Regions from separate parts of the Homo sapiens genome. Here region 1 is linked to region 2. A link is an interaction called in ENCODE POLR2A ChIA-PET data of the cell type or tissue named here. Cell type or tissue: IMR-90. All regions are shown on one strand. Links, peaks and the distances in the headings refer to the core of each region. The heading gives the core; the rest is flanking DNA.

Region 1 (13,880 bases), core at 312-8,311, 57 kb before region 2:
AACAATTTGAGTCTTTTGTTTTACCTAAATGAGATCAATCTCAATATAGCCTTCTGTAACTATTCATGCTGCTTTTCCATTTCTTTATCTCCAAATCAACTGTTTCCTTTTTTTTTTTTTTTTTTTTTTTTCTGAGACATAGTCTCACTCTGTCACCCAGGCTGGAGTGCAGTGGCACAATCTCGACTCACTGCAACCTCTGCCTCCCAGGTTCAAGCTACCTGAGGCAGGATGTTCCTGCCTCAGCCTTCCAAGTAGCTGGGATTACAGGCACACACCACTGCGCCCAGGTAATTTTTGTATTTTTAGTAGAGACAGGGATTCACCATGTTGGCAAGGCTGGTCCTGAACTCGACCTCAAGTGATCCGCCCGCCTTGGCCTCCCAAAGTGTTGGGACTAGAGGCGTGAGCCATTGTGCCTGACCAACTATTTCCTTCTTAGTAACAGTACAGCATGCTATAAAATGGATAAACCAAGCTTTCCCCCCATATGGTTCACTGAGAACATATTCCTAAAAAAAAAAAACCAAATATGCCTCAGAGTCTTTATTACTTTGCCATTTCTTCATTCAGATCTCTGCTCAAATGTCACTTAAAGGGAGATACCTTTCTTGACCCTCTGTATCATCTTAGCTCCCATCATTTTTCTGCAGGTTAACTTTGTGATAAAAAGCTGGATACTATTTGCTAGTACCTCCCTTAGAATTCTTGGATTAATATCTTATACAATTTTTCTTTTTTTTTTTTTTTGAGACAGTCTCAATCGCCCAGGCTGGAGCGCGGCAGAGCAATCTCGGCTCACTGCAACCTCCGCCTTCTGGGTTCAAGCAATTATTGTGTTTCAGCCTCCTGAGGAGCTGGGACTACAGGCGCCTACCACCACGCCCGGTTAGTTTTTGTATTTTTAGTAGAGATAGGGTTTCGCCATGCTGGCCGGGCTGGTCTCAAACTCCTGACCTCAAGTGATCCACCCGCCTCAGCCTCCCAAAGTGCTGGGATTACAGGCATGAGCCACCATGCCCAGCCTAATTTTTATATTTTTAGTAGATATGGGGGATGGGGGCGTTCACCATGTTGGCCAGGCATGGTTTCAGACTCCTGGCCTCAAGTGACCCTCCCACCTCGGCCTCCCAAAGTGCTGGGATTACAGGCATGAGCCACCGTTCCCGGCCTAATATCTTATAAAATTTTTCATGTTGTCTTTGTCAAGTACCGATATGTGTGTCATATTGATTTTGTAAAAGAAAAGATTCCAGGTAGTTTTATTTCCTATGTAGTTTATTTATTTATTTTTTGAGACCAATTCTCACTCTGTCACCCAGGCTGTAGTGGAGTGGTGCGATCTTGGCTGACTGCAACCTCTGCCTCCCAGGTTCAAGCAATTCTCATGCCTCAGCCTCCCAAGGAGCTGGGATTGCAGGTGTGTGCTACCATGCCCGGCTAATTTTTGTTTTTAGTATATACGGGGTTTTGTCATGTTGCCTAGTCTGGTCTTGAACTCCTGGGCTCAAGTGATCCACCCGTCTTGGCCTCCCAAAGTGCTGCGATTACAGGCGTGAGCCACCGCACCCAGCCTGTACTTTGGAGTAATGGTTAAAAGTTTAGATCCTAAGGTAACACCTAGCAGTGTTTAAATCTCAATTTTGCCACTTGCTAGTTTTATGACCCTGGACGAATTCTTCACCTCTCTAAGGTTCAGTTTTCTTAACTATAAAGAGAAGACATAGGGTTGTTACGAAGCTTAACTGAGATAATTCAAGTGAAACTCTTCGAATAATGCTGATATTGTATATGAACTAAATAGATGTTAACTATCTTTAATAGAAGCCCTAGTTTCCAATACAATCAGGACCAAGAGTTGGCTGGTTGGGTTTAACAAAAAAAAAATGGGTTAGAAGGAATCGTTTAAAAAAAAAAGGTTAGAAGGAATCGTTTAAAAAAAAAGATACACAGATATATAATTTAAACATTTTATTTTAACTGAAAGTTTATAAATGTACATTTGTTTTCCCATCTTCTGACAAAGGCCAAGGCTTTCTCTTTAAACAGAGGATTCACTGAATGGAATTCTGTATTAGCTCTCTTGTACAAACCACACCCATAACACATCATCAAGGATTTTTAGTTTTGATTTCTTTAAATAAATCTAGAAATTAAAAACACTTTCAAAGCAATCTAATACCACATCTTGGATTTTTATAACTTTTCTAACTTACACAATTACTTGTCCATCCCTAATTAGACAGCAATGTCTTAAAGTTTTTGTAAAGCACTGTATCTACGCTTAAACTATGTAATTATAATAATAAAAAGCATAAAAATTGAAAACTAACAACTACCTCCTGTTCAGCATACTCTTCAACTGGTGGGATAAATACATAGTCTTACTAGAAAGTGACAGCCTACTAGCTACAAGCATTCAGCTTGCCATGTTATCAAGCCAGTTTTTCTTTACAGAGGGAATGAAGAGCATCAATTAATCTAATAAGACTCTTCAAGAGAAGACTGAATAAGAAAGCTTGTACTGAATTATTCTTATGTTCTGGAATAGTTTAAAGAACATTACAAGTACTGGTTTCTAAAAGATGTGTAATAATTTATCAAAGAAAATAATGGGGCTGGTTTTTTATTTTGGAGACATGGTCTCACTCTGTCAACCAGGCTGGAATGCGGTGGTGTCATTAGCTCACTGCAGTCTCGACTTCCTGGGCTCAAGTAATCCTCTCACCTCAGCTTCACGAGTAGTACGGACCACATGCTCACCCTCCAATGACTAGCTAATTTGTTGTTGTTGTTTTTGTTTGTTTGTTTTAATTTGTAGAGACAAGTTCTCACTATATTGCTCAGGCTGGTCTAAAACTCCTGGGCTCGAGTGATCCTGCCTCGGCCTCCCAAATGCGGAGATTACAGGCATGAGCCACCGCATTCAGTCTTTTAATTTCTTTATACTCTCTTTTCATATGAAGTTAAACTAGTAGACTAATTTATATTGCATATATGTGTGAATAAACCCAAGACCAGATCATAGGTTTCTTCATAAATTTTACATTTTATGTATTATAATTCATTTTTATTTCCTGGGTTTATTTTGCTGCTTTTGTCTAGTTTGTCTGTAGAATGCTTAATTAATTTGCTTTCCTTTTCTTATTTAGTAGTATATTTAAGGTTGTGATTTTCTCCTAAGCACAGGGTTATTAGCCCATGGATTTTTATACTTATCACTCTTTTTAAACCTAGATGTTCTAAAGCAAGCTTGTCCAACTTGCAGTCCATGGGCTGCATGCAACCCAGGATGGCTTCGAATGCAGCCCAACACAAATTCATACTTTCTTAAAATATTATGAGATTTTTTTTTTGGAATTTTTTTTTTAGCCTATCAATCAGCTATCATTAGTGTTACTGTATTTTATGTGTGGTCTAAGACAACTATTCTTCTTCCAGTGTGGTCCAGGGAAACCAAAAGACTGGACAACCCTGTCTTAAAGTTTGATTTCTCTTTAATCCAGGATTTTTTAGCATATGTAAATTTTTAGATAGTTAAGAGACTTTGTTGTTTCCATGTTTATATTAATTTCTAGTTTTATTCTATTTTAGAGAATTTAGCCTATAGTATTTCAACGTTTTGGAGTTCCTTCCTCTATTAATATATAACTAACTTTTGTAAATGCCCAATTAGCACTGAAAGGTATATTTCTTTTTTCCAAGAGTATCAGTTCTTCTTAACCCTTTTTACTTGTCTATTGCACAATTAAAAAGGTATGACACATTTTGGGAGGCTGAGACAGGATGATCGCTTGAGTCCAAGAGTTGGAGACCAGCCTGGGCAACATAGAGAAAGCCGGTCTCCAAAAAAAAAAAAAAAAAAAAAAAAAAAAAAAAAATCACCCAGCATGGTGGTGCATGCCTGTGGTCCCAGCTACTTGGAAGGCTGAGGCAGGAGGATTGTTTGGCTCCAGGAGGTCAAGGCTGCAGTGAGCCATGACTGCCCCAATGCACTCCAGCCTAGGCAACAAAGTGAGATACTGTCTCAAAAAACAGGAAAAAAAAAAAAAAAAAGTAACATAAAAGTTTTCTATGTTTCAGGTGAACTCCTTCCCTTCCCTTCTTCTTTTTCATAATGTTATTAAAAGTGAGGCAACTGGCTGCTTTGGAGTTGAAGCACTACTAGTTTCTGGCTTCGGGTACTTCTGACTATAGCCAAGTTATCCCCAGAGAAGAAGCAGGCTCTAACTAGGGCACTCATCTTTCCCTGCTGTACCCTATAGTAAAAACCTTGCCTAACCACCAAAAAGGGCAATAGTAAGATTTTTAGTTTGATTCAATTTGTCTGTTTATGATATGATGTTGAGGTCCTTCTCTGGTTACTATTTGTTGCTTTATGTTCATTTTGTTCAGTTGGTAAAGTAAAATTCTGTAAATCTGTACCCCCTATCAATATCTTTCCTAAAAAACTTCATATATATTTTGAAACTTTCATGGAAATTTTATAAGTTGCACGTTTACATTATTACATATGAAACTGAAGCCCCCCCACCTTTTTTTTTTTTTTTTTTTGAGACATAATTTCGCTCTTGTTGCCCAGGCTGGAGTGCCGTGGCACAATCTCGGCTCACAGCAACCTTCGCCTCCTGGGTTCAAATGATTCTCCTGCCTCAGCCTCCCAAGTAGTTGGGATTATAGGCGTGGGCCACCACGCCGGGCTAATTTTGTATTTTTAGTAGAGACAGGGTTTCTCCATGTTGGTCAGGCTGGTCTCAAACTCCCAACCTCAGGTGATCCACCCACCTAGGCCTCCCAAAGTGCTGGGATTACGGGCGTGAGAAACCGTGCCTGGCCAAAGCCCATTTTTAAAATTAAAATTATTTTAAAATATAAGACGGGCTGGATGAGGTGGCTCATGCCTGTAATCACAGCACTTTGGGAGAACGAGGCGGGGGGCAGTCACCTGAGGTTGGAAGTTCAAGACCAGCCTGGCCGACATGGTGAAACCCCGTCTCTGCTACAAATACAAAAATTAGCTGGGCATGGTGGTGGGCACCCGTAATCTGAGCTACTCGGGAGGCTGAGGCAGGAGAATTGCTTGAACCCAGGAGGCAGAAGTTGCAGTGAGTGGAGATCATGCCACTGCACTCCAGCCTAGGTGACAGAGTGAGACTCTATCTCAAAAAAATAAAATAATAAAATAAAATAAAAGATAAAGAGAAAAGCGACTAAAATGTATGAGTAATTGCTTATGAACTAGGTCCTATGATAGGCTCCAAATAATGAAGGTCTACGCTAGGGGGTATATGCATGTATTTTAGTGTGTATACACACATATATAGACACATATTTTTATGTGTATTTACAAGAGTATTTTTAAACAATACCCCAAAACATGAATTTTTCATTTCTTTCATAATTAAAAAATATGTATCTAGCATTCATTCTCTCCTACATTTACTCTTCCTTGCCAGTCTTATCTTTTGGGCCTCAAGTCCTTTGACTTAAAAAAACGCACACATGCACGCACGCATGTACACATACACATGCACCCACCCAGGGGCTTTGATATCCTTAATTTCACTGGAACAAGTATCAAAGTGCCTACATTTCAGTTTGTCCTCCATTTAGCAGTCATAAGCCCTCCAGAGAACCATGTTGTTCTCTTCCTGAAAAGACAAACTTGGGAGAGTTTAAATTTCCTGTGGAGTATGACACTCTCCCAATTCCCACCAATATTATAATCAGCAGCTTACCTTATTAATTCTAGTTGTGCAAGTTCCTGATTTGCTTGAAATATAGGTTTTTTAGTGAAGAGTTCGCCAAGGATACAGCTAATGGAAAAAATACCCGTCATTACCAAATGATCTATTTTAATTCACTACCAAAAGTTTCAAGTAAAATAAACCAGTAAATAAGGCTATCTTACCCACAGCTCCATACATCAATGGCTGGTGTGTATCGTTCTTCTCCCAGTAGCAGTTCAGGTGGACGGTACCATAAAGTAATTACCTTGTTAGTATACGGCCGACTAAAAAACACAGAAAACAGTCTTTAGAGTTAGTATTTGTTGGAGTAAGACAGATTCTCTGAGGAAATATTATTTTACTAAAGCAATCCCTATAATCCTAACTAAAAACACTTTCATCTGCCTACTAAAAAATACAGACATCCAAAGGTATCTAATATAAGATCATAAAATGTATGTGAGGGCAACCTGTTTAACTAAAAATTCCCTTAATATATGAAGATAAAAACAAAAAGTAGTTGACTGATAGGCTGGGCACGGTGGCTCACGCCTGTAATCCCAGCACTCTGGGAGGCCGAGGCTGGCAGATCACGAGGTCAGGAGATCGAGACCATCCTGGCTAACACGGTGAAACCCCATCTGTACTAAAAAAAAATTAACCAGGCGTGGTGACGGGTGCCCATAGCCCCAGCTACTCAGGAAGCTGAGGCAGGAGAATGATGTGAACCCGGGAGGCAGAGCTTGCAGTGAGCCAAGATAGCGTCACTGCACTCCAGTCTGGGTGACAGAGCAAGACTCCGTCTCAAAAAAAAAAAGTAGTTTACTGGTATTAACTGCAATTTGGTCAAAGCAAAGCTTTAGTATCAACTCAATTGTTGAGCACTGTTTTTCCTTTCCATAAAAACCTTTAATGGGATTAACTGATTTAAAGAGCGTTGACTGGTTCTGATCAAATCTTGCTAAATTACTAATGGATGACAAGATATAGTTCAAATAAAGACCACCTAACAAAAGTTTTCAATTGATCATATTTTTGGCAATTTTTCACTGATTCACATACCCACTGTAGTGTGTGAATAGAAAAAAGCACACAAATGCAGAGTGTCTACTCAAGTATCTACTTGAGGTCTACTCTGCAAAGTAGCAATACATATCGTACTTTATCAAATAATTCCTTTATCACCTTCCGAAAAGAGGACATAAATATACTGCTACCTCTTTATTTGCCACAGACAAGATTATTTAGTCAAGTTATATTAGGGTCAGGTTTGACGAAAACAGCACAAATTATCTGGCAATGTAAAGTGTTCAACGCTCAGAGAATGGTCACGTTCTAGCTGATTGACACGCTTGAAGAGAATCCTAAGTAGTCAGAGGAGGTTCTTCGGCTGATCTGTAGTTACTTACTTCAGGGAGATCACATATATATTCAGATCAGCTATAAACATCTCTTTATATCCAGATGTTTTCCAAATCACAAGGACTCAAAAGCCATAGCAAATTCCCCAGAAAGGCTGTATTCCAAGCCCATTTACCTAAGCTTGGCTTGGTCCTGGACCAGTCTTGTTAAGGAAATGGAGCATTCAATTTAGAAAGCAATTCCCTCTTGCCACCTATAGATTTGCAGTTCCAGGCAGTGTAAGATCTGCCTGACCTGCTCTGCCCCCATCCAGCCAAATTTCTCCAAATAACTTAAGCACTAGCATTATAAAACTATCAATTTGGGCATTATAGCATTACCACAGATAGGACTATAGTTAACAGTGCTCCAAAGCTAGCAAAAACATTTGACTTTGGTAAAAACTGTGAAAAGAGGACAGAATAAGATGAATATTTTTAATAGTAAATTAAGATTAGGTTTTTCTAACATTATTAATGTACTTTTCTCAGTGATTTTTGCTTGTTTACTGGAATCACTTATCTTCACATAATGAGCAAGTCTTTCAAATTTTAGCTACTCTAGTTAAACTGAACTTAGTAATTCTTTAAAATTATGCTCACCTCTTTATGCTTTAGCCCCCCCGCCCTTTTTTTTTTTTGCGCTGGAGTCTCACTCTTGTCGCCCAGGCTGGAGTACAGTGGCGCAATCTCAGCTCACTGCAACCTCCGCCTCCCGGGTTCAAGCGATTGTCCTGCCTCAGCCTCCTGAGTAGCTGGGATTACAGGCACCCGCCACCACTCCTGGCTAATTTTTGTACTTTTAGTAGAGACAGGGTTTTGCCATGTTGGCCAGGCTGGTCTCAAATTCCTGACCTCAGGTGATCTGCGCACCTCGGCCTCCCAAAGTGCTGGGATTATAGGCGTGAGCCACTGTGCCCAGCTGCCTTATCCCCTTTTAATAAAATCCTTTCCCTATTTTTCTCATTCAAGTGCTATACTTCCTTTACAACACAGTAAAAGATGCATATTCATAAAGTCTAATCTCTATTAATAATATATTTATCTTCACATTCTTAAATTTACATCATACTTACCTGTCTTAACTCCCTATTTTGTATTTTCCCAGAAAGTTAAAAAACCTCGTAACATTCTTTATTATGAACCCCACACACAAAGCCCAAACAATGCTGGGCACAGGTCAGGCACCTTAATGTATATTGCCCTCTAACTTTAGATGACACATGATTTACTGGGTGGAAGAACAAAATTTGTAAAAATTATGACAACTAGTTTCTCAAACACATCAAGGATCTATGAGTATATCAAACCTATACAATGGTGTTATAAAAGTGCAACTGGATAACTAGGCTCAAGGAAATGTTTAAATTTATATAAATCTATCTACAAATAGTTAATTTTTATTTTACTTTAAAAAATATTTTTAGTGTCTTGTATTTTTTAAAAAATCTTAAAAATTAAAAGTATGTTGAATCGTAGAGAAACTAAACAAATTCAGGTGACTAAAAAGGAATAAGTAAAAGATTATTTTATATATTGTATATCAAATTCTAAGCAATATGTAGCATCATCTAATGCAATATTTAGCAGTCACCTTAGCAAACTAGAATATACTTTTTATTAATTGCTATAATGTTTTATTAATTCAGACGTGAAAATAGTAAATTTTCAAAAATAAACACAAAACCACATGAAATATATTTCTAACTGTACAGAAAAATATTTAACGTGTACTAATTAATGGCCTTTCCAAATGCTTAGTTTCTGTTAGACAAGAAATAAGAACTAGGCAAAATACTGAGACAAAACATTCAACTGTAAAATTTAATCTAGGAAGTTGAATTTTAAAACACTGATGTAATTTCAAAAATATGGAAATGTTTTGATTTATGAAGCAAACAAACATTCAGACTGATACATACTTTTTATAAAACAAAAAGTACCACACTCTAAAAATTATTTTTACATTCAAGGAAGTGTCAACGGAGTAGAGATCAAAGACTATCTGTTCATTGATAGATTCCAATACTTTGCCTCTGAACAATCCCAAGAAGGCTGGGTGCAGTGGCTCATGCCTGTAATCCCAGCACTTTGGGAGGCCGAGGTGGGTGGATCACGAGGTCAGGCATTCAAGACCAGCCTGGCCAAGATGGTAAAACTCCATCTCTACCGAAAATACAAAAATTAGCCAGGCGTGGTGGCATGCATCTGTAATCCCAGCTAATTGGGAGGCTGAGGCAGAGAATTGCTTAAACCCTGGAGGCAGAGGTTGCAGTGAGCTGACATCGTGCCACTGCACTCCAGCCCGGGTGACAGAGCGAGACTCTGTCTCAAAAAACAAAACAAAACAAAACAAAAAACAAAAAGCAATCCCAGGAATTCCAGAGATGGAGGGCAGGGAAGATGAGATACGGTTATGGCCTTCCCTACCTTAAGGCCTGATAAGCTGCACCGTATCCACAACAAACCAAGCAGTGTGATAAGGAGTGTGCCCCTTGGCTGGCACGTTTTCCACCTCCTACTGGTCTAGATATATATAGAAAAACAGAACAAAATCCTAGATCCTTGAAGTATTTGGGGGTTCTAGATAATCTCAGTTAAAATTTATAAAGCAGGGTTGCTGCCTTTGTTAAAGACCATTCTAAGTGAAAAAAATCATATAAAATGAAATACCTAAACCAGCTCTAAAATGTTTCATTTTTCCAACAACATATGATAAAGTCTGTACTTCTTTCTTCCTGCTTGAAGGCAACCCCCCCATGTACTTCTTTTATACTATAATTCATACTGTTTTGAGACAAAGAGAGTCTTCAGTAAACTAAATTCATCATATACACAAAATGCCATGTCATCTTTAAGACATTCACAATCCATTGCAGAAAAATCTATCAAACCTACAAAAGAAATCTGGGATCTATTTTCTAACACCTACCCAGCTTTTAATGTCAAAAATCCAAGTGTCATTCTTGATTCATCTTTCCCTCAAATTTCCAAACAACTTCTGCCAATTCTACATCCAAAATAGATCCCCAATCCAAATACCTAGTCCAAGCCATTATTCTTTTCACTGGTATGACCACAACAATATCTTAACTGGTTTCCTGGCTTCCATCTCTAATTGCACCCCCCCGCCCGCCCTGCCCGTTTTTGTTTTTATTATTTTATTTATTTTTTTTGAGACAGAGTCTCGCTCTGTTGCCCTGAATGGAATTCAGTGGTGCAATCTTGGCTCACTGCAACCTCTGCCTCCTGGATTCAAGCAATTCTCCTGCCTCTGGAGTAGCTTGGATTACAGGCATGCACCACCATGCCCAGCTACCCTTAACTTCTTTTCAGTTTTTTTATTAAGCATAAAACCAGGTATCAACTGCTTGCTTAAAACTGCCCAGTGATTTCCCACTGCAATCAAATAAAATTTAAACTTTACTTCAGTTGATAAGACTGTACAGCAAGGATCTTACCTCCTATTACACTGGGCAACCTTTGACCTTAAACCTCCCAAGTCTGTTCTCAGGCCGTACTGAGTTCCTTCTCCTTTGTACTTGGAATGTTCTTGGCCCAGGTCTTCATTAAGTTTTCCCTTTCTCATCACTCTGGTCTTAGCTCCAATTTACTTCCTAAAAGAGGCCTATCTTAACTCCCCTAACGAAAATTACCCAATTATCCACTACCACCCCTACTTTGACACTATAGTCGTTATTTTATTTGCTTTGTAGCACTCAGCTATTTTAAATTCCTCACCCTACATATGCATTGCCTAACTTATTAATACTTTCATATAACATAACTACATAACAATAAACACAATCTTTTCTCTCATGTTCTTTCCCCCTATTTGAACTCCTGTTTTTCTCCTTTTGATATCTTCCAAGAAAAATAACTTTTAAATTCCTCTATCATCACAGTGCTATAGAGAAACAAAACCAATTTTTTCCCAACTGATGCTGTCATCTAAGATCAGCTGTCTTACTTGCCCATTCTTATTACACAAGCAAATTTAGAAGTCCTATAAGTACCTACATTATTACCTTTTGCTAAAAAATGCATCTCTGTTCTTCTTTACTGTCTCAGCAAACAGCCTCACCATTCGTGGCAGATACTCATAGCTGCCCTCTAAAAATCTGTTACTCCTCCCTTCTATGGCAGCTGTCCAGCTCTGCTACATTTCCCATCCTCACTGCAGTTAGGTGTGGCCACATGACCAAGTGCTCTCCAGTGGAACATAAGCACGTGTGATAAGTGCCATTTCTAGGCCTGGCTCATTACTCTCCTCCCTCCTCTTTTCTCACCTCTGGCACCAGCATTGGAAGGCATGTGTAGAAGATGACAGATCTTCCAGTCTTCTTCTCTGAATAGCTGTATTGAAGCAGTCACCATTTGACTTGGTGGTATGGTTAAATAATCTTAATTGTGCACAGGGGTAAGCAACAACTGCTCAAAATTTTTTTTTTCTTTTGAGACAGTTTTGCTCTTGTCACCTAGGCTGGAGTGCAGTGGCGTGATCTCGGCTCACTGCAACCTCCACCTCCTGGGTTCAAGCGATTCTCCTGCCTCAGCCTCCCAAGTAGCTGGGATTACAGGCATCTGCCACCACACACAGCTAATTTTTGTAGTTTTAGTAGAGATGCGGTTTCACCATATTGGCCAGGCTGGTCTTGAACTCCTGACCTCAGGTGATCCATCTGCCTTGGCCTCCCAAAGTGCTGGGATTACAGGCGTGAGCCACCACGCCCAGCCACCACTCAAGATTATTAAGTGAGAAATACATATATAAACTTCTCATTCTTTAAGCCACTAACTTTTGTGGTTCTCTTTGTTACAAAAGTTTAGACTATCCTAACCAACAAATCATTCATCCAGTTGCTTAAGCAGAAACCTTACAGTAGGGGGTGGAGGCAGGGATGTATCTCACAACACATTCAACCATCAAGGTCTAACAAGTCTACATCCTTATGATATAATTAATCTGTCTTTCCACTACCTGTGCCCATTCCTTGGTTCTAGCTATAGTCATCCTATTTAGATTTACTGCAACAGCTTTCTTAAGTGATTGTTCTTGCTTCCAGACGTATAAGGCCAAACCACTTTCCAAAGTGCAGTCAAAGTGATAGCGTGAAATGAAACATGAATATGTTATGGCTATAGTACACATTGCTTCCATCTAGAGAATACCTACACAAGGCCTATAAAATCCATTATCATTTGGTTTTTGTTCCAATCACACTAAACCTTCAGTTCCCTGAGGCGGGTGAGCAAATGTTCATTTTCCAGAGAAAGGGGATAAAGCCAGGGAGAGAACAGAGCTGGCAAGAAAACTTTAAAGAAGTTAGTGGTACTTTAATTGTATTTTAAATATTTTTAATAAACTATTTTTTAAAAAGCTTTTAAAAGGTAACAATGACAAAAGACAAATGAAAATGACCGTTACTAAGGACAAGGAAAAACACCTGATTTACTCAAAAATTTTGCATAATAGGTACCATGCCTCACTTTCTACCTCTCTAATGAAAAAGAAGCAAATATTGAGAAAGTGTGCAGACAGAAGTATTTAATCATAAAAGCAAGTTCCAACGTAGGTGGAGTCAGAAGAGAATAAGGACAATTTCAGGTATCACCCAATTCAGTAATATAGTATACTATCAAACAAAAATCCACGTTACGATTAGGATGCTAATATTAAATCCCGTTAACCGTTTACAAATGTAAAGACAAAAGTAAAAGAGACTGAAACTATGTTTTGGTTCCAGGAAATTTAAAGCCCAGGAAAATTAAAGCACGTTGTAATATGAAAATACATTATCCAAAGACAGACAAATAAAAGAAAATCCATCCGGGCGTGGTGGCTCATGCCTGTAATCCCAGCACTTTGAGAGGCAGAGGCCTAAGGATTGCTTGAGCCCAGGAGTTCGGAACCAGCCTGGCCAACATGGTGAAACCCCACCTCTACTAAAAATACAAAACAAATTAGCCAGGTATCACGGTGCATGCCTGTAATCCCAGCTGCTGAGAAGGCTGAGGCATGAGAATTGCTTGAACCCAGGAGGCAGAGGTTGCAGTGAACCTAGATGACACCACTGCACCCCAGCCTGGTTGACAGAGCAAGAAAGACTCTGTCTCAAAAAAAAAAAAAAAAAAAATCCAGAATCCTCAAAAATGAATTTCAAACTTGCGCTATTAGATTTGGCTACCAACTGTCAACATCGTAGAGATGATCTTGTTTAGATCACACAAAGAAGAAGCAAACTGATGTGACACTACATATACGATGCTTTTTTCTTTCATGGATTAAAAAACAAATTACATTCTTGTGGTGTGTCTATACCCAGTATTTGCACAAAAAGCAAATTAACTCACAATGAAAAAGAAACAGGACTGAAAAACATATAGTCGACTTCTTAGATGTTATCAAATAAATGTGTACATACAAAAAAGAAAAATCTAAAAATGAAATGAACCACTCCACTTTACATAATTAGATCAATTCCAAGCAATAAACTCAATAACCCAGGAAAACACACACACACACACACACACACACACACACACACACACAGTCCTTCTGCCATTAAATTGGAAAACAAAATTTAGTAACTTCAATAAGTTGTTATTGGATGGCAAGAAACTAAACTTTGTAAAGACCCAAAAATAATGGTCTCAACGTTAACTATTGTGCATTTCAATTTCTACTTTTTTTAAAATAGAGATCTCACTATGTTGCCCAGGCTGGACTCGAACTTCTAGGCTCAAGTAA
Region 2 (15,341 bases), core at 3,892-11,891:
GTCATTATTACCCCATTTTGCAGATGAAGAAAACAGAGTATAGGATTCTAATTCATGCTCTTAACCCATTATACATATTACCATCACTATTACCTTATACCACCTGTTCCAAGAGCACATATTTCTAGTGCTCTACTGCACTGTTCAGGAAATAGTGACATGGGAAATGTACTCCCCACCCTACTTTCCATTCCTATCCAACTCCCTTCCCTACTTGCCCACAGTTTCCCTTTCCATTAAACTCCTAACAGTCCCTTTGCCATGTGTCATCTCCTGATGTGCATCTAACACATTCTGTTCTACGTTCTTTAAATTTCAAAACGTGGTACTAACTCTACATTTCCTTGAAACCCAGAGAAGAAAGTCATTCCAAATTAAGATTTGAGCTTTTTTCCTTTAAGACATTATTTGGTGTATCTTAACTAAAACACATTCCTCTATCATCTTCTACTAATTATTTGATTATTCTGAAACAGACTACAATCTATTTTATACATATTTTTCTTCTCAATTCAACTCACCCCTCAAAAAAATTTATTGATCACTAACATAAGAAAAACACTGAGAGCCAGAAAACCAGATGCCTGAACAGCTTTCAATGTTACTCAAAAGATGAACATTATTACTATGTAAAACATACAATTATAATCAATTAAGAAAAACACTAATACCCTAGTTAAAAAAGAGCAAAGGACCTAAACATGAAAATGTATGGTTAAAGAAATATAAATGGGCTGGACACAGTGGCACACGCCTGTAATCCCAGCATTTTGGGAGGCCAAGGCAGGTGGATCACTTGAGCCCAGGAGTTCGAGACTGGCCTCGGCAACATGTTGAAACCACATCTCTACAAAAAATTACAAAAATGAGCCAGGTGTGCTGGAATGTGCCTGTCATCCCAGCTCCTCGGGAGGCTGAGGTAGGTGGATCACTTGAGCACATGAGGTCAAGGCTGCAGTGAGCTGAGATGATTGTGCCACTGTACTCCAGCCTGGGTGACAGGGCAAGGCCATCTCAAAAAAAAAAAAAAAAAAAGAGAGAGAAATACACATGGCCTCTAAGTATAAGAAACTATTCAAGCTCCACAGAAATTAAAAAATGTGTATTAAAAAGACAAGACAGGCTGGGGGCAGTGGCTCACACCTGTAATCCCAGCACTTTGGGAGGCTGAGGCGGGCAGATCACGAGGTCAGGAGTTCGAGACCAGCCTGACCAACATGGTGAAACCCCGTTTCCATTAAAAATACAAAAATTAGCTGGGCGTGGCAGCACTTGCCTGTAGTCTCAGCTACTCAGGAGGCTGAGGCAGAAAAATCGCTTGAACCCGGGAGTCGGAGACTGCAGTGAGCCAAGACCGCACCACTGCACTCCAGCCTGGGCAATAGAGTGAAATGCTTGTCTCAAAAAAAAAAAAAAAAAAAAAAAAAAAGACAAGACAGCATTTTTTGCCTATCAAATGCCCAAAGATAAAATTACTATAAATGCTGGTTGAAATGTACAATAAGCACTGTATTATTTTTTGAAAAAAGTAGAAGTTTTTTGATATTTTGGTTCCTTGGCATAGTATTCAAACGTCTAGCACCTTTACAGTCTCATCTTTTATAACAGAGACACCCCTCACCCGTCTATCCCTCTCAATTTGGACTCTATTTTCATTAAACACAGAATTCATAGGAGCTAGTTATCGTTTTTTTCCTTAAATAACAGCTTTATTGAGATATAATTCACATATCATACATTCAACCACTTAAAGTGTTCAATTGGTTTGAGTGTACTTGGAGTTCTGCAACCATCATCACTACAATGAATTTTAGAACATTTTCATGACCCTAGAAAGAAACCTCACACGCATTAGCAGTCATTCTCCATTTCCAATCCCCTCCCCATGTCTCTGGCAATCACCAATCTATATTCTGATAATATTTGGCACCTATTCTAGATATTTCATATAAATGGAATCATATAATACATAGTCTGTTGTGACTAGCTTTCTTTCACTTAGCACGTTTTCTTGGTTTACCCAAATAGTAGCATGTATTACTTCATCTCGTTTAATTTTTTTAAATTGTGGCGAAATACACACAACATAATCTTAACCATTTTAAAATGTACAGTTCAGTGGCATTAGCATATTCATACTGTTGTGCAACCATGACTACCACCCCTCTCCACAACTCTTTTAATCTTGCAAAACTGAAACTCATTAAACAGTAACTCCCCATTCCTCTCTCTCTTAAGCCCCTAGTAACCATCATTCTACTTTCTGTCCCTATGAATTTGACTACTGTAGGTACCTCACATAAGTAGAATCACACATATATTATCTTTGTGACTGGCTTATTTCACTTGGCATGTCCTGAAGATATATCTATGTTGTAAGCATGTGTAAAAATTTCCTTCATTTTCAAGGCTTAACAGTACTTAATTGTAGGTACACACCACATTTTGCTTATCAATTCTTCCATCCAAGGACACTTGGGTTGCTTCCACCTTGCGGCTACTGTGAATAATGCTGCTATGAACATGAGCTTAACAAATCTCTTGGAAATGCTGTTTCCCTTTTTTTTTTTTTTTTTGACACAGAGTCTCACTTGGTCGCCCAGGCTGGAGTGCAGTGGTGCAATCTTGGTTCACTGCAACCTCCGCCTCCCGGGTTCAAGTAATTATCCTGCCTCAGCCTCCCAAGTAGCTGGGATTACAGGCGCCCACCACTGCGCCCAGCTGATTTTTGTATTTTTAGTAGAGACGGGGTTGCACCATTTTGGCCAGGCTAGTCTTGAACTGACCTCAGGTGATCCGCCCACCTCAGCCTCCCAAAGTGCTGGGGTTACAGGCGTGAGCCACTGCACCCGGCCTTCAGATTTTTTATTATCTTTTAAATGTTTTATTTGACAACATCTCACTCTGTCACCCAGGCTGAAGTGCAATGGAGTGATCATAGCTCACTGCAGCTTCAAACTCCTGGGCTCAAGCAATCCTCCCACCTCAGCCTCCTGAGTAGCTGGGACTACAGGCATGTGCCACCTCACCTGGTTAAATTTTTTAATTTTCTGAGGAGATGTGGTCTTGCTATGTTGCCCAGGCTGGTCTTGAACTCCTGGCCTCAGGTTATCCTCCCACCTTGGCCTCCTCCCAAAGTGCTGGGATTATAGCTATGAGCCACCACACCTAATGACAATTCTTTTGGAGATCCAGTAGTAGAATTTCTAGAATTCTATTTTTGATTTTTGGGGGAAAGGCCATACTGTTTTCCAAAGCAACTGCACCATTGTACTCTCTCTGTAGCAAAGAGTAAGGGTTCCAACTTCTCCACATCCTGGACAACACTTATTTCCTAGGGTTTTTTTTGTTGTTGTTGGTGGTGTTTTGTTTTTTATAATAGCCATCTTAATGGATATAAAGTGGTAACTCACTGTGGTTTTGATTTGCACTTCCCTAATAACTAAGTTGTTGAACATCTTTTCATGTGCTTATTGGCCATCTGCATATCTTCTTTGGAGAAATATATGTTCAGATCCCTTGCCCACTTTTTAATCACGTTGTCTTTTTTCATTATTTAGTTCTAAGAGTTATTTATACATTTAAGATACAAGTTCCTTATAAGATATACAATATACAAATATCTTCCCCGTTCTAAGTGTTGTCTTCTCATGCTGATGATAGTATCCACCTAAAGGACAAAAGTAATTTTGATGAAGTTCAATTTATCTATTTTTTTTCTTTTGTTGCCCCTGCTTTTGGTGTCATATCTAATAAGCATCTGCCCAATCCAAGATCATAAAGTCTTACTCCTACCTTTTCTTCTAATAGGTTTATGGTTTTAGTGCTTACATTTAAGTCACTGATCCATTTTAAGTTAATTATTGTATGAGGTATGAAGGGGTCCAACTTAATTCTTCTGTGTGTGGATATCCAGTTATCCCAGCACCAGTTGCTGAAAAGCTATTCTTTCCCTCTGAATCATCCTGCCACCTTGTCGAAAATCAGTTGAGCTTATAAAATGTGTGGAATTAATTTCTAGACTCTCAATTCTATTATTGATCTATACGTTTATCATAATGCCAGTACCACACAATCTTGAGCACTCTAGCTTTGTAGGAAGATTTTGATTTATGTAAATTTATAAAAATAGAGACAGGGTCTCACTATGTGGCCCAGGATGGTCTCAAGCTCCTGGACTCAACTGATCCTCCTGCCTCGGCCTCCAAGGGGTTGGGATTATGGGCATGAGCAAACGTGCCCAGCCTGTAGGAAGATTTAAAATTGAAAATTGTGAGGGTTCCAACTTTGTTCTTCTAAGATTCTTTTGGTTATTCTAGCTCCTTTGAATTTGCATATGAATCTCAGAATCAGCTTGTCAGATTCTGAAGTCAGCTGAGATTTGATAGGAATTGTGTTGAATATGTAGATCACTTTGAGAAGTACTGCCATCTTAATAATACTGAATTTTCTAATCGATGAACATGGAATGCCTTTTCATTGTCTTCAATTTCTTTCAATTATGTTTTCTAGTATTCAAGATACATGTCTTGCACTTCTTTTATCAATTTATTTCTAGATGTTTTATTCTCTTTAAGGCCTTTTTAAATTGTTTTCTTAATTCTACTTTGTTCATTACTTGTATACAGAACAATCAATTTCTGCATCTTTTATGCTGCCACTTTGCTGAACTTACTTATTAGTTCTAACAGTTTTTTAGTGCAGGGGTCCCCAATCCTAGTACTGGCCTGTGGCCTGTTAGGAACCAGGCCGCACAGCAGATGAGTGGCAGGTGAGCGAAGTTCCAACTGTTTTTTGTTTTGTTTTGAGATGGAGTCTCCCTCTGTCACCCAGGCTGGAGTACAGACGCATGATTTCAGCTCACTACAACCTCTGTCTCCCAGTTTCAAGTGAAATCTGCCTATGCATCCCAAGTAGCTGGGATTACAGGTGCATGCCACCATGCCCAGCTAATTTTTGTATTTTTAGTAGAGACGGGGTTTCCCCATGTTGTTCAGGCTGGTCTGGAATTCCTGACCTCAAGTGATCTGCCTGCCTTGGCCTCCCAAGGTGCTGGGATTACAGGTGTGAGCCACCACGCCTGGTCCTCCATCTGTATTTACAGTCACTCCCCACTGCTCGCATTACTGCCTGAGCTCCGCCTTCTGTCAGATCAGCAGCAGCATCAGATTCTCATAGGAGCACAAACTCTAGTATGAACTGTGCATGTGAGGGATCTAGGTTGCACACTACTTACAAGAATCTGATGCCTGATGATCTGTCACTGTCTCCCATTGCCCTGAGATGGGACCATCTAGTTGCAGGAAAACAAGCTCAGGGCTCCCAGTGATTCAACATTATGGTGAGTTGTTAATTATTTTATTATATTACGATAATAATAAAAATAAAGTACACGATAAATCTAACGTGCTTGAATCACCCCAAAACCATCCCCACCTCCCCCACAGTCTGTGGAAAAATGGCATGAAACCAGTCCCTGGTGTCAAAAAGGTTGGCGTCCACTGTTTTGGTGGATTCCACAGGATTTTCTCATGCATAAATATACACACACACAAACTAAAGACAGTTTTACTTCTTCCTTTCCCATTTGGACACTTTTTATTTCAGTTTCTTGACTAATTGCCCTGGCAAGAACCTCTAGTACAATGCTGAATACAGGTGGTAGAAGCAGATATCCCTGTTTTTCATAAGATGTCCTTTATCAGGTTGAGGCAGTTCCCTTCTACTTCTAGGTTGCTGAGTGTACCCTGGATTTGGGAGTATAAATTGGCACCTTTTTTCTGGAAAACAACTTGGTAATATATGTCAAGAAGTTTCAGAATTTAAAAACTTCGGTCTATCAATTCAATTCCTATTGATCTATTTAAGGAAATAATCAAATGTTAAAAAAAGAAATGTTTACCCCTAAGGACATTCAGAATGGAAGGAAATCTGGTTCTAGTATCTATGACCCACTGACTGCTAGGATTGATGCAACAGCTGCTCATTATGTAAGACTTTTGTCCTCAATTCTTCATTCCTAACCAAACCAGTAATTCAGAATTGATTAGGACTTTTCTTAGCACATGAAGCCTCTGCTTTAACTAAAGGCATATGAATAGTGGCAGGTACCTGCTAGAATATCCAAGCATAAAACTTCAATAGAAGGAACTATAATGAAATGCCTAAAGGAACTTAAATATGCAAAATGGAGGAATAAAATATAGTTCAGGCTACATTTCACCCAAGTGACATTATGCCATTACAAAAGCATTTTATTAAATAAGACAATAAAAGAAGCAGAACCTTCCATTTGGTAATCAATAATCATACAGATGTGAGAAAAGAGACACTAGAGGAAAATATAGACAAATGATGATAGTGACATTATCTGGGTCATCTTATTTTCTCTTTTACACTTTGTTTTTCAAATATATGACAAATATTTATTTTATCATCAAGTAAAGAAAACCTACACATTAACATTCTTCTTTCTCCTCTTCTGCCCCACCCCCAAAAAGGTACTAACTCTACACAGTAACAGTACTATGCCAACAAAGGGGCAGAATCCTAAAACTATGAATGCCTGACCTTATACCTTAATTGTAAATTTGATATAAAATTCCAGATAAAAATAAAATGTAGAACGCAGACTATTTTGTAAGTTTTATCTTTTACATAACATAATGAATAACATGATAAAGTAACTTATGAGTGACTTTCAACCCTGCCTTAACATGCTGCTGGAAGCCGCACTGTTACAGGAACATGTTATTTTCAATTAAAAAAACCCTGCAAGTTCATTTCTCTTTTTAGGAGGGGAAAAAAAGATACATAGTTTACAGTTGCTAAGAACAGACTCCTTAGCAAAGCTCCCTGACTTATTGGGTAGGTTCCACAGTGAGTTACTGTTTAAGTTTTTTCACTTCTTTTGAAACTCAACACCTTCAACTGAAATTCCAACAATTACAGATTAACTAACAATAAAGAAAAATCTCTAGGCAGAAACAGGTTTGTCATTCATGTATTAGTCTGATTCAGTTCTGGCAGTGTTTGCTGATTCTTCTGGTTCCAGAAACTAGGTTGAGTCAGGGACCAGATGTTTGTTTGTTTAATATCCCCAGTATTTAGATGGACATTATTCAATGCTAAGATGATGAAAATGTTCTGTAACTTCATTGTCCAAAATGTAGCCAGTAGCTACACGTAGCTACAGAGCACTTGGAACATGAATAGTGCAGTTAAAGAACTAAACTTTTGATTTTATGTAATACTAATTAACTTAAATAGCTACATGTGGCTAGTGGCTACTGCACTGGCCAGCCCAGATCTATCTAGAAACTAGCACAATAAACATTTGTGGAAAGAAAGAATGAACAAATCAATGTTGCTTTCTTCTCAAACCTCAGGAGATATCAGCAGTTCTAAACTGCGGGAATATAAATTCAGACCTAGAAAAACACAAGGTAAATAATTTGGAAGCTAGGTATTCTTTAGGAGATATGCCGATCTTTCATTGTCTTGTAAAAACAAGTCATGACACTAATAATTAGAATGCCCTCCACTATACCTATCCAAACTGCACCCACCTTTAACATTCCACCTATTCCACAGAACATTCCTACCTCTCCATTTCATTCATTCACTTACTCAAAATTTAATGATAATCAACTGTGTGCTGCACACAATGAACACAAAGAATAAAATTGAGTCCCTGCTCTCAGAAATACAGTAAGAATAAGATATGAAAACATGACAAGTTATATGAAAATACAAGTTATGGCTGGGCGCGGTGGTTCATGCCTGTAATCCTTGCACTTTGGGAGGCCGAGGTGGGTGGATCACTTGAGGTCAAGAGTTCAAAACCAGGCTGGCCAACATGGTGAAACCCCGTCTCTACTAAAAATAGAAAAAAATTAGCTGGGTGTGGTGGCGGACATCTGTAATCCCAGCTATTCAGGGGCTGAGACAGGAGAATCACTTGAACCCGGGAGGCAGAGGTCGCAGTGAGCCAAGATCATACCACTGCACTCCAGCCTGGGTGACAGAGCGAGACTCCGTCTCAAAACAAAAACAAACCAAAGCAAAAATACAAGTTATATGAAAGTACTATTACAGAATTACGTATGACATGCAATTCAAGTATACAGGAGCACCTAACACTGTTTGGGAATCAGAGAGTACACAGGGAGTGACATGTGAGGACTTCTTCCCCGGACCAAACAGTGACATGTTGCCACAAGCATTTGCTATAGAATACTGTCTTCTTGATTTTTAGGAAAATTCCACACTAGAGTGCTCAAATTCCCTCATTATAAAAACACTAATATTCCAAGTATTATAGCTAAATTAATTACGGGATAGTAATTATAATACTGATGTTTGGGTGTCCAGGATACCATGTTAAGTTTAAGTACCAAAACACTGTTAAGTAGGAAGATTTTATGTGAAATTTACAGTTAAGGTATAAGGTCACAGATTCATAGTTTTAGGATTCTACCCCTCTGTGTAGTACTGTTACTATGCAGAGTTAGTACCTTTTTGAGGGTAGGGCAGAAGAGGAAAAAGAAGAATGTTAATGTGTAGGTCTTACCAGCAGAGACTGGTACATTTCAGTTTAGGAATTTTTTTAATCTGAATACTGAAATATTTACATCTTGAAATAAAGATCAATGACTCGAGTTTTTACTTCATACAGCATAAAAATCTTCTCTAGCAAGATAATTTGAGACACAGTCTCACTCTGTCGCCCAGGCTGGAGTGCAGTGGCGCAATCTCGGCTCACTGCAACCTCTGCCTCCCGGGTTCAAGCGATTCTCCTGCCTCAGCCTCCATAGTAGCTGGGATTACAGGCGTGTGTCCCCACACCCAGCTGGCCTCTTGGCCAGGCTGGTCTGGAACTCCTGACCTCTGGTGATCCGCCCGCCTCAGCCAACCAAAGTGCTGGGATTACAGGTGTTAGCCACCACACTCAGCCTACCCAGAGAATTATAAACAGCACTAAAATGTTTAATATTTAATTAAATATTATTTTACTCATTCAGAAAGTATTTTTCTACAACTTTGTAATCCTCAGTGAAAGGAAGAAAGTAACAAAGAAAAGCTTATGTTGCAAAATAATTCTTTTATTTTCAGCAAATGCATCTCCATCCATAATCTGTTGCAGTATAAACACCCAACAGTTCAAAGACTTTTTGAACAGTCAAATATGAACATAAATACTGAAACTAATGTAAGTAACTGCATCCCACTCTCCTTCCATACATGAAGAAACTGAGTACCTAGAGGAACACGAAAGGCTCTCTCTGATCCCAAAACCCCACCTTGCTAACAATAAAAGATTAAAAATCAGACAAAAAGGTTCAAAGTTCCCCTCAAAGTGATTAAAAGAGATGAAACTATATGCAGATGAAAGCGTTAGGAGGAAATTTCAGAATCAGTTTATCCCCTGTCCATTCACCCAATTAGTTTAGAAAAAGTTTCTTCAGGCCAAGTGTGATGACTCACGCCAGTCCCAGCACTTTGGGAGGCCAAGGCAGGAGGATCAATTGAGCCAGGAGTTTGACGCCGGCCTTGGGGAACATGACAAGCCTCATCTCTACAAATCACTTTTTAAAAAATTAGCCAGGCACGCTGTCATGCGTGTGTGGTCCCAGCTACTTGGGAGGCTGAGGCAGGAGGACTGCCTGAGGTCAAGGCTGCAGTAAGCCCTGATTGCATGCCACCGCACGCTAGCTTGGGTGACAGAATGAGACCCTGTCTCAAAGAAAAAACAAAACAAAAAACAAGAAAAATCTTCTTCAGCATCTGCAAGTTTCTACACAAAAATATACCCATGACTTGGTGATACCACTTAACCCTCTGTTTCTTAAGAATAATTCCTTTTTTAAGACGCAATAAAATTTCACTTTTGGCAGGGCACAGGGGCTCACGCCTGTAATCTAAGCACTTTGGGCGGCCAAGGCAGGCAGATCACTTGAGGTCAGGAGTTCCAGACCAGCCTGGCCAACATAGCGAAACCCTGTCTCTACTAAAAACATAAAAATTAAAAATTAGATGGGTGTAGTGACACACACCTGTAATGCTGGCTACTTGGAAGGCTGAGGCACGAGAATAGCTTGAATCTGAGAGGCAGAGATTGCAATGAGCTGAGACCATGCCACTGCACTCCAGCCTGGGCAACAGAGCAAGACTTGGGTCTCAAAAAAAAAAAAAAAATTCACTTTAAATAATTAATTGAAATTAATAACCTTCGTGATTAACTTTTTCTCATTTTTAAGTAAAGCTAAGTTTTAAAAAAATATATTTATGATGTTTTCCTTTTTTTTTTTTTTGAGACAAGAGTCTCGCTCTGTCACTTAGGCTGGAGTGCAATGGTGCAATCTCGGCTCACTGCAACCTCCACCTCCCAGGTTCAAACAATTCTCCTGCTTCAGCCTCCTGAGTAGCTGGGACTATAGGCATGCACCACCATGCCTGGCTAATTTTTGTATTTTTAGTTGAGATGGGTTTCACCATGTTGGCCAGGCTGGTCTCAAACAACTCTTGACCTCAGTCGGGTGATCCACCTACCTCGGCCTTCCCTAAGTGCTGGGATTACAGGTTTAAGCCACTATGCCAGGCATTTATGATGTTTCTCTTACACAACTAATAGCTTAGTTAGTTATAACAGTGCAAATGTTTATATTTTTAAAAGTTAATATTTTTACTTGATTTTTGTATTGTTTCTAATTTGCATATTTACATTGTTTAACTTTTGCTTTTTAATGTTTATATGTTCTAATACACTCATTTTAGATTAGCCCATAACATTTAACCAGTGTTATTGAACTGTCTTTATGCTCTAACTAGACAATCAAATTTAGTTTAATACCACACAGCATGGCAATCACAATTAGTGTAATGTCATACAGCTAGCATGCTCAGGATTAGACTTCAAATCTAGTTCCCTTTTCGGAAAATCATGTTGCTTCATCATAGTTCCCATCAAAATTATTAGATTCATTTAAGAAATAATTATGTTTTAAATTTTATAACCTCTCACATTCTCTAATGCATTTAAGTAATTCTAGGTACCTACATGTAACTTCTCACATAGTAGAACACATTCTTATTTATCATGATGCATAGAATTACAAACAGGATTATGGTAGGAAGAAAGATGATGAAGGGTGCAAATAACACAAAAATCTATGATTTCTGAAATGCAGCGCTAGGCACTGAGGAGAAACAAAACTAAAAACAAAGCAAAATACAAAGGCTCTGGGAATTTATAACCTGATAAAGAAAATAAATTATGACCATAATTATAATACCAGGAAGACTATTAATATATTCACAAGTAGTACTGTTTAAGTATTAAAGTATAAATAGGATTATTAAAAAAAATAGAGCTCATATATTCATTCAACAATTAGTCATTCAGCACATTCTATGGTCCAGCCACTGAGCTAGGTAGGAGGCACAACAGTGAAGAAAACAGGTATGGTTCCCAGCTATCTGTACAGAAACAAGTAACAAACCATTATAATTATTCCCACTTATTAGGAAACATTAAATTGTCTGTGTCTATACGTAGTAGAAAGTGGGAAGACTGATCAGGTAAGGCCTCACTAATGAATAAAGCAACATTCAGGCTGAGACCTCAGGCGTGAGAAATTAGCCTTTCAAATTGTGCATGCGTGCATGTGTGAATGAGTGTGTGGGTATGTGTGTGTCTGTCAAGCTTGGTGGGCAATCAAAATGGCATAGATGGGATTGGAGAAGTAGGCAGGGAGGTGATCTCACAGATCAAAAAAGCAGGACGTCCCTGGTATGCTGGAGGAAAATCAAATACACTGATTTGGCTAGAGCCTGAGGTTAATGCAAAACAAACAGCATTTGCACAAACTTTCATGTTTAAAAGTCTTAATTCTAACTATGAAAGACAATGTTTCCCTTTTATGGATGAAGGGATAACAGACTCAAAAGGGCTAAAAGTCTTGCTAATAAGGCCACACCACTAATACACTAAGTCTCAAGACCCAGACATTCTAATTTAAGTCACACCAGTACCCCATCAACCACACAATAAGTAGTAATGAAAAATAAAGTTAAAAAGACAAACCAGGGTAAAAGTCAGGCTGAGAAATGAAAGCTTTACTAGGGACAAAAACTAACAGAAGTGACATCAATTAAAATGATGATTCTGAACTCCATATTGTACTTTCAAACAGTTCCTTTATGCAAAATAACTACCATGTAGTTTATCAATCATTTTGAATTGTGTCCCTCAACAGAGTAAGAGAGAGAGAGAGAGAGAGTGTGTGTGTGTGTGTGTGTGTGTGTGTGTGTGTGTGTGTGTGTGTGTGTGTGTAGCTGGGGAAGACAGGAGTCTAAGTACCATGTTCAATCAGAACATACCTACTTTAATCTTTTTCTTTTCGTTTTTAGAGATAAGGTCTTGCTCTGTCACCGAGGTTGGAGTGCAGGGTGCAATCACAGCTCACTGAAGCCTCTATCTCCTGCACTCAAGAGATCCTCCTGCCTCAGCCTCCTGAGTAAATGGAACCAAAGGCATGTACCACCAAGCAGGGCCAATTTTCTGGTTGTTTTTTTTTTTTTTTTTGTAGAGATGGGCTCTCGTTATGTTACCTAGGCTGGTCTTGAGCTCCTGGGCTCAAGTGATCCTCACACCCTGGACTCCCAAAGTGTTTGGCTTATAGATGTGAGACACTGTGTCTGCTTTATGTTAGATTTAGTTTGAGAAAAAGTTTTGCTGTTTGCAAACCTCAGAATACAGTCAGTAAACTTTGGTTCTAAAATCTCATAAAGATTTAAATGTAAGATTTATATAAAGATCCTATATTTACATCTAAAATATAAGATTTAAGATTTTATGAAGATTTAAATCTAAAATCTTACGAAGATGTAAAACATACCAACAGTAGAGCACTGCTTTCACCCATCATATGCCCTATAATAACTACTTTAATAAGCAGGCTAATTTTTTGTCAGCTTCTCTGCTAAATAATAACTATACATATATACATACCCCACTATAGATTATTAAAGGCAATTTCAAGTATGATTTTTGCCTCCACACTTTCAGAAATAATACATATGCCTACTGTAAAGTTTCCTTATATGTTAAGGCATTTGTAACATAAAAATGTAGGGTAAAAATACTACTACTATGAACTGGTTTTTCAACTACTAAAAAATGAATACTAAAAACTATACACTGATGCCCAATAAAACATATATTACTAGTGAATACTTTATGTGTAATATTGGCAAATACCCTTTACGAAGTTTACTCAAAAACCACTAAAGTAAATCAATTCATTATTCAACTCTACCAAACTTAAAAATATAGTTTCACGATTAGAGCAATAGTTTGTAATTACTCAAATAGTCACATCTATAAAAAAAATTTCCAAGTTAGCAACATCAATCATGAATACAAAAAATTCGTTATTTAAATATGCACACATACCTTTGTCCTTCTTGAAATCCAAAGCATCTTCTTTATCAGTCACTATTTCCTTCATATTGATAATACTCTGATGGGTAAGCTGCCGGAGAATTTTAATTTCTCGAATTGCTGTAATTGGAAAGCCTTCCTTTTCATTATCCAGACGTACTTTTTTTAAGGCTACCATTTCTCCTATTAAGGAATTTAATAAAATCAGGTTACCAGTTAACAAAAGCAGATGACATTTTTCTTAACTTTAAATGTATTTTAATTCAATTCTGTTCTTATTTCTCAAAAATAGAACCACAAAGTATGTTTCAGTTTCCAATATACCAAATAATATTTATAGTTCAAAAAATTAAGTCTGTCATTAAACAAATTATGGAATATTTACATAAACCAGGGAATACTATACAACCATTAGAAAGAATGAGGTAAGTCCAAATATACTATGCTCCCCATTTATATATTTAGTGAAAAAACTAAGATGCTTTTACATTCACTTGGGAAAAAATAAAAAGAAAACAGAAAGATGCTAGGCCAGGCGTGGTAGTTCACACCTGTAATCCCAGCACTTTGGGAGGCTGAGGAGGGCAGATCACGAGGTCAGGAGTTCGAGATCAGCCTGGCCAACATAGTGAAACCCCAACTCTACTAAAAATACAAAAAATTAGCTGGGCGCCTGTAACCTCAGCTACCTGGGTGTTTGAGGCAGGAGAATCACTTGAACCCGGGAGGTGGAGGTTGCAGTGAGCCAAGATCACGACACGCCACTGCACTCTGCACTCCAGCCCTGGCAACAGTGCAAGACTCCGTCTCAAAAAAAAAAAAAAAAGATGCTGAAGACTGGGTATATCACACTGTCATTTTTATTTTTTTTAAGTAAACGAGGGAAAGACAAATATAGCCAATATGCTTATGTATGCATAAAAATTTCTCTGAACAGAGAAGAAAAACTCTATCAGTGAAAAAAATACGCTCAGACATATTACTTGACCAAACCTGGCCAGTTACCTAGCAGTAAAACTGGAATTCAAAATCCAGTTACTTGTCTCAAAAATATATGTTCTTCCCCACTACACTAAATTGCCACATAATTTAAGTATGAGTCAGCTTTGTATCAGAAATGATCCAAATAGAAAATGAAATATACACACATACACGAAGCCTATTACAAGAAAAAATTCACTATAATAAAGGTTTGTTCATTCCACTTCCTTGGAGAAAAAAAATGTTCTTACAAATTTTCTAAAAGAAGGAAGCATATTCTTTTAATCATTAAACTTATTCTATTAATTTTTATGGAATGCCTTCTATATTGTGTATGAGTCCGTTTTACTTAACAGTTTTAAAAGTTGTCATTTAATCTTTTTGATAACACATCATTATAAACACCAATTATTACTCTATGCAGTAATTGCCCTCAGTAGTTTCTAACCGTAAGGTCATCTCCCATATACTATATGGCCTCTAATAGCTGTGCTATTTTAATCTATTTGTTTCTTTCTTTGAGACAGAGTCTCGTTCTGTGGCCCTGACTGGAGTGCAGTGGTCCAATCTCGGCTCACTGCAACCTCCACCTCCAAGGTTCAAGCAATTCTCCTGCCTCAGCCTCCCAAGTAGCTGGGATTATAGGTGCCCACCACCACACCTGGCTAATTTTTGTGTTTTTATTTTATTATTTTCTGAGATGGAGTCTCGCTCTGTCGCTCAGGCTGGAGTGCAGTGGTGTGATCTCAGCTCACTACAACCTCCACTCCCTGGGTTCAAGCCTCAAGCCTCCCGAGTAGCTGGGTTTACAGGCATGTGCCACTATGCCCGGCTAACTTTTGTGTCTTTGGTAGAGACAGGGTTTCTTCATGTTGGCCAGGCTGGTCTCGAACTCCTGGCCTTAGGTGATCTGCCT

The links. ChIA-PET counts read pairs that join two places held together with the same protein. Peaks named below come from ENCODE experiments on the same cell type or tissue, not always from the same donor. Only the 100,000 strongest peaks of a DNase experiment are listed, where the experiment ranks them.
Region 1: POLR2A ChIA-PET joins it to region 2 with 10 read pairs; 4 of 35 experiments call an interaction of 5 or more read pairs at or near these places.

Annotation. Positions count from the first base shown.
Region 1 is chr7:40,054,959-40,068,838 of GRCh38, reverse strand. It overlaps CDK13 (cyclin dependent kinase 13), which reads right to left. Exons shown (of 14, transcript NM_003718.5): 8 at 5,912-6,013; 9 at 5,739-5,816. Among named protein-coding and RNA genes, the nearest start is that of MPLKIP, 73 kb to the left of the region's middle. RefSeq lists a silencer at 12,896-13,135. In IMR-90, for the core only: no CTCF peak of the experiment used is centred there; no DNase peak of the experiment used is centred there.
Region 2 is chr7:40,000,147-40,015,487 of GRCh38, reverse strand. It overlaps CDK13 (cyclin dependent kinase 13), which reads right to left. Exons shown (of 14, transcript NM_003718.5): 5 at 13,457-13,627. Among named protein-coding and RNA genes, the nearest start is that of CDK13, 58 kb to the right of the region's middle. In IMR-90, for the core only: no CTCF peak of the experiment used is centred there; a DNase peak (open chromatin) is centred at 7,077.